2 separate regions of the Homo sapiens genome follow, and region 2 is linked to region 1. Evidence: read pairs that join two places in POLR2A ChIA-PET (ENCODE). Cell type or tissue: MCF 10A. All regions are shown on one strand. Links, peaks and the distances in the headings refer to the core of each region. The heading gives the core; the rest is flanking DNA. Region 1 overlaps RAPGEF1 (Rap guanine nucleotide exchange factor 1). Region 2 holds the start of LOC105376300 (a long non-coding RNA gene).

Region 1 (2,903 bases), core at 153-2,652:
CACCACCATGCTCAGGTAATTTTTGTATTTTCAGTAGAGATGGGGTTTCACCATCTTGGCCAGGATGGTCTCTATCTCCTGACCTTGTGATCTGCCCACCTTGGCCTCCCAAAGTGCTGGGATCCTAAGTACAGACGTGAGCCACCGTGCCCGGCCATTCTTAACCTCTTGAAACTCCTTAAGACTTTGGTGAAAGCCATAGACCTCTCTTCCCAGAAGAATGAACACGTGGTTTGCCGGCACCTTAGGAACCCCCAAAGCCCATGAGACAAAGCCCTGGATCTATAAGGCCCTGTCCCATCTGACCCCCGGCCTTCCCCTGGGCACATACCTCCAGCTACACAGGTCTTTCATACACACTGCCCCTTTGCCTGGTCCAGCTCTGCTCATCCTTCAAGTCTCACCCTTCCCTGACTTCCAGCTTAGATTAGGTCGCCCTGCTAGACATGCGTCCCCCACCCTGAATTTAGCACTGATCACCGGGATAACTAAGTGATTCTTCGTGCATGTTATCCGACCCTCCCCAAGCTCCGTGTTGGTATTTGTTGAGTAAATCTCTGAGGCCCCTCCAGCTATGACATTCTGAGACTGATCTATAAGTTTGCAGATGTGTCATAAGAGAGTCCCTGAGCTTGTATTTCCTATGACATTCGACACGTGGTGGCCTTTGCCTTCGATGATTTCCTCCAGGCCTGGACAGGAAAGTTACTTCAAAGCAGTCTCGGCCAGACTCGGTGGCTCATGCCTATAATTCCAGCACTTTGGGAGGCTGAGGCTCGAGGATCACCTGAGGCCATGAGTTTGAGACCAGCCTGGCAACCAAGCAAGATGCTATCTCTACAAAAAATAATTTTACTAATTAACCAGGCATGGTGGCAAGTGCGTATAGTCCCAGCTAGTCAGGAGGCTGAGACAGGAGGATTGCTTGAGCCCAGCAGTTGGAGGCTGCAGTGAGCTGTGATTGCACCACTGCACTCCAACCTGGACAACAGAGGGAGACTGTCTCAAAAAAAAAAAAAAAAAAAAAAGGCAGAGTCTAGAGGACCCCAGAAGACAGAAGAGTGCCTCCCAGACTTTCTGCCTCAGTGCTTTGCTAGGCCTGACCTCCAGGCTGGTCATCGCTTTTGTTTATATTCTGGGCTGAGCTGGAACTCACACTTGGAACATTCCCACAGTGCTTGGCGCTTCCTCGTATTGTTGTATTTTTCTCCAGGAGGGAAGTGACCAACATCAGACTTTCCTCCCAGCAGACAAATTCCATACACAAAGCTTTGTGTGAGCTACCGGGTACCCGCCTGAGAGCCCAGCCTCTGTTTCTTTGGTTCTGGGTGGGTGAGTGTGCACATTACAGGGATCCACGAGCCCTTCCCTTCTGAGCCATTTCTATCTAAAAAAAAAAAAAAATCTCCTTCAAGAAGTGAGCACCGCCTTGCAGGATCCTGACTCAGAGTTCGTCTGGAGCCAACAGCGTCTTGCGTGTAGGGACAGGCACTCCTTAAAATGTTTCCTACTTCAGTGGCCACAATATTACCCCTCTGGCTTATGTCATGTTCCACAATCAAAATATCATTCCTCCTGGAGTCCAGCTACTCGGGAGGCTGAGGCAGGAGGATCACTTGAGCCTAGGAGTTTGAGGCCACCTGGGCAATATAGGGAGACCCTGTCTCTTAAAAAAAAAAATTATTCCTGAGGTACAGATGTTTGTAAGATAAATTTTATTTTAATTATACTAAGAGAATGATTATTTACTAGAATATTGCAGTGGATCTTACTCTGATATGGGGGAGAAAATCCCTAGTGAGGGTAAATAATTTTTTTCAATGTATTGTATCTAAAGCTTGGAGATTTATAGGTAATAATAATAAAAACAGTGACAGCTATTCTCATTGAGTATCTGCTGTGTACCAACAAATTTTAAACATCTTTATTTTAGTTTAGTTTTTTAGAGATGGGTTCTCGCTCTGTGGCCCAGACTGGAGTGCAGTGGTGTGATCACAAATCACTGCAGTCTTGACCTCCTGGGCTCAAATGATTCTCCTGCCTCAACCTCCCACCTCAGCCTCCCAAGTCTGAATTCTTATTTAACCTTTAAACTACCCATGAAGTAGACAGCATAATGGTACACATGAATGTATGTGAAAATACAAGGTGTGGAAAGGTTTAGTTTCTATCCCAAAGTTGTTCAGCTAGGAAGTGCCCCCATAGATTCAAACCAGGCCAGCTGGCCTTCAAAGCCAATTCCTTCACACTGCCCTCCTGCCTCCTCTGGTCATGAGGAAATGGGTAGCAGAGGTTTTCCTAGCCAAGGATAAAGATTTGGGGGCTGGATCCAGCCCTCCAACTAAATGCCTAGCGTTGATCCCTGCCCCTCTCTGAGGAATCTGTGAAATGGGGAAGGGAGTCGCTGGAGCAGATGATCTTGTGGATCTCCTTGGGTTTTACAGAGATTTGAGGCTTGGAGTAGTCATACCTGAAGGAGTGACCTTGATAACACATGGCCAGGTCGGGTCTGATTGAAGGCAGTTCGTACAGCCACAGCGTTCTCGGCGTATTTGTGCAAGGCTTGGAAACTCATCACAGTGGCTGTGCAGTCAGCCTTCTGCTTCTGGTAACAGTTCACTTTTGATTCTTCCCATTTGTGAAGAATCAGAAAAATTTTCTGTTGTCTCCCTGAAATGTGGACTGGAGATGGGTCGCTTGCCCATCTTGGATTGCAAGCATATTGGTCTTTGGGGATGGCTCTATGTTTTTTTGTTTGTTTGCTTAGTCTGGGACACTGCAGAGGGGATGACTGTAAAAGACGCTTTCTGAGCTGGGGATTAGAGAGGAATTCTTAAGATTAGGTTATTCTGTTGCTCTCCCCCTCCCCCTACCCCTGAACAGTTCACATTGGAGTTATTTTG
Region 2 (2,903 bases), core at 318-2,817, 360 kb after region 1:
TAAATAAAAATAAAAAATAAAAGTAAAAAAATAAAAAATAAGAAATTTTAAAAATAGAAAAAAGATTATAGAATAAGGATATAAAGAAAATATTTTTGTACAGCTATGCAATATATTTGCATTATAAACTAAGCATTATTGTAAGAGTGAAAAAGTTCAAAAAAGTTTATAAAGTAAAAATTTTAAAAGTTACATTAAGGGTTAATTTATTATTGAAGAAAGACTTTTTTTTTTTTAAGTTTTTAAAATTTTTCACATACAGACAGGGTCTTATTATGTTGCCCAGGCTGGTCTCAAAGGAATCCTCTAATCTTAGCCTTCCAAAGTCCTGGGATTACAAGCATGAGCCACCATGCCCGGCCAAGAAAGAATTTTTTTTTTTTTTTTGAGGCAGGATCTTGCTCTGTGGACCAGGCTGGAGTGCAGTTGCACGATCATGGCTCACTGCAGCCTCCAACTCCTGGGGTCAAGCAGTTTTCCAAACTCCTCCTGGGCCTCCTAAAGTGCTGGGATTACAGGCCTGAGCCACCATGCCCGGCCAGCCACTGTTCATTATCAGCGGCAGTACACAGCTCTTCTCTCCCAAGGCTGGGGTATCTAAGAACAGGCTTCCCTCATAGCTAAGCTTCAGGGCCACCCCAGCGCCAGAATAACCACATTCTGCAGGGGAGAAATCAGGACGTCCCCAGCCACAGTGGTGCCAGCCTCTGACCACACTCTTTCAGGCTGGGGGTGAAGCAGTCGATAAGGACCAGCCCTGTCCCTGGCCTGAGTCATAGTTTGTTTCCCGGGCCTTTCCATGAAAGGCTCCACCGTGGCCGGGCGCAGTGGCTCACGCCCGTAATCCCAGCACTTTGGGAGGCCGAGGCGGGCGGATCACGAGGTCAGGAAATCGAGACCATCCTGGCTAATAGGGTGAAACCCCGTCTCTACTAAAAATGCAAAAAAAAAAAAAATTAGCCGGGCGTGGGCGTGGTAGTGGGCGCCTGTAGTCCCAGCTACTCGGGAGGCTGAGGCGGGAGAAAGGCGTGAACCCGGGAGGAGGAGCTTGCAGTGAGCCGAGATCGCGCCACTGCACTCCAGCCTGGGCGACAGAGCGAGACTCCGTCACAAACAAACAAACAAACAAACAACAAGCAAACAAAAAACAAGAAAGGCTCCACCGTGACCTAAGCTTTCTCCATGCTCTGGGCTCAGGGATGGGGTGATGCTGTCTCAATCAGGCCTCCAAGGCTGCTCTTGGGGTGGCTCCGGGCCTCATGGCTACACAGAGGGGAAGAGGGGTTGAGCCGCAGAGAGATTAGAAGCTGGGAAATGGAGCCCACAAGGAAAGACTGAGTCCACGGACTGGGGAGCGCCGGGTAGAATTGGAACATCTCCCCCAGGGCGGAAGGAGAGCAGGAACAGCCCCAGCGGAACAGCCGTAGCCGGGCCATCGTCCTCAGACTTGCATCTCCCTGCAAGCGCCCGGGCCTTCCTGCCTGTCAGCCTTGCACTCGCAGCTCCCTCTGCCGGCCACACTCTTCCTCCCTCCTTTCTGGTCAAGTCCCGCTCAGGTCTGGGGGCTCTGCTTCACTGTCACTCCCCCAGGGAAGCCCTCCTTGGCGACCGCCGCTCCACACGCCCTCATAACGCCATGGGCTTCTCCTTCCGAGCCCCACTACCATGGCTATGACCTGGCGAAGTGGCCATTTATATGTTTCAACATGAGTCTCCTCGGCTAGACCGTGAGCTTGTTGGGGGAGGGAAGAGGTCTGTCCTGTCCATGGCTGATTTCCAGCTGGGTGCTCAGCGCGCAGTTCCTGTTTGCTGAGTGCAGGAAGGACCTCAGCCCTTTCCCCAGGGACCCGGGAACCCATGAGCTGAGGTCCTGGTTTGGGGCCATTGCCACTTGTCCCCTTTCCATCCCGTCCATTCTGGGGAGGGGCTGCCTGTGCCATCAGGGGATTTTGCATCTTTTCCTGGGGAGGGAAAGGTGCCACCCCTAGCAGCCTGGCACCCCCAGGCTGGAAGAGCAGAAAGCCTCAGACTCCAGGAGGAGCAGGTGGCGCCAGAAAGGCCACACATCCTCAGGGATGTAGACCTTCACTCAGCCCTCGAGCCTGGGCTTGGGCTCAGGGCTCAGGCTTCCTACCTGAATGCAGCACACCCCGCCCATGGGGTTGTCTCACCCAGAAAGTAAACCTGAGTCTGATGAAGCCTCTAGAGCTGCACTGTCCCATCCAGAAGCTGCTAGCTAATTAATTCTAATTAATAACAACTAAAATTGAGGACTCACTTCCTCTATCACACTAGTCACTTTTTTGTTGTGTGTATGTGAGACAGGGTCTTGCTCTGTTGCCCAGGCTGGAGTGCAGTGGTGCAATTTTGGCTCACTGCAGCCTCAAACTCCCAGGCCTCAAGTGATCCTCCCACCTCAGCCTCCTAAGTAGCTGGGGCTACAGGTGTGCACCACCACGCCTGGGTTATTTTTAAATTTTTTGTAGAGATGGGGGTGGCGGGGTCTCCCTATGTTGCCCAGGCTGGCCTCCATCTCCTGGGCTCAAACACTCCTCCCTTCTCGGCCTCCAAAAGCTCTGGGATTACAGACATGAACCAGTGTGCCCAGCCCCCTCCCATTTTCCAGGGAGCCTGCTGCCGCCCAGCCTCCCTGGAGCTTGCTGTGCTGTTCAGGAGCAGGTGAAGAGGCCAAGAGGGTTGGGGGATGAGGGAGGCAGAGGGGCAGGTGTGAGGGGTTTGGGAGGGTTGAGAGAGGGGAAGGGAGAGCAAGGGCTGTGGGGGAGAGGACACCGAGTATGGCTGTTTGGCCCGCAGCGCCCCCCACCCCACCCCTCTGTAAGTCTCCAGAAAACGCACCTTTTCTTTCCACAGCCCTGGGAGTTGATGTGTCTGGAAGGCTCCAT

What was found. Peaks named below come from ENCODE experiments on the same cell type or tissue, not always from the same donor. Only the 100,000 strongest peaks of a DNase experiment are listed, where the experiment ranks them.
Region 2: POLR2A ChIA-PET joins it to region 1 with 5 read pairs; 1 of 35 experiments calls an interaction of 5 or more read pairs at or near these places.

The regions. Positions count from the first base shown.
Region 1 is chr9:131,712,831-131,715,733 of GRCh38, reverse strand. All of the region lies in intron 1 of RAPGEF1 (Rap guanine nucleotide exchange factor 1), which reads left to right. Among named protein-coding and RNA genes, the nearest start is that of RAPGEF1, 26 kb to the left of the region's middle. RefSeq lists an enhancer at 2,665-2,903. In MCF 10A, for the core only: no CTCF peak of the experiment used is centred there; DNase peaks (open chromatin) are centred at 1,193 and 1,463.
Region 2 is chr9:131,348,824-131,351,726 of GRCh38, reverse strand. LOC105376299 (a long non-coding RNA gene) reads right to left here. Exons shown (of 4, transcript XR_001746959.3): 3 at 2,857-2,903. LOC105376300 (a long non-coding RNA gene) reads left to right here and starts at 1,296. Exons shown (of 4, transcript XR_930401.3): 1 at 1,296-1,556; 2 at 2,575-2,679. In MCF 10A, for the core only: a CTCF peak has its summit at 1,500 (motif pointing left); a DNase peak (open chromatin) is centred at 1,486.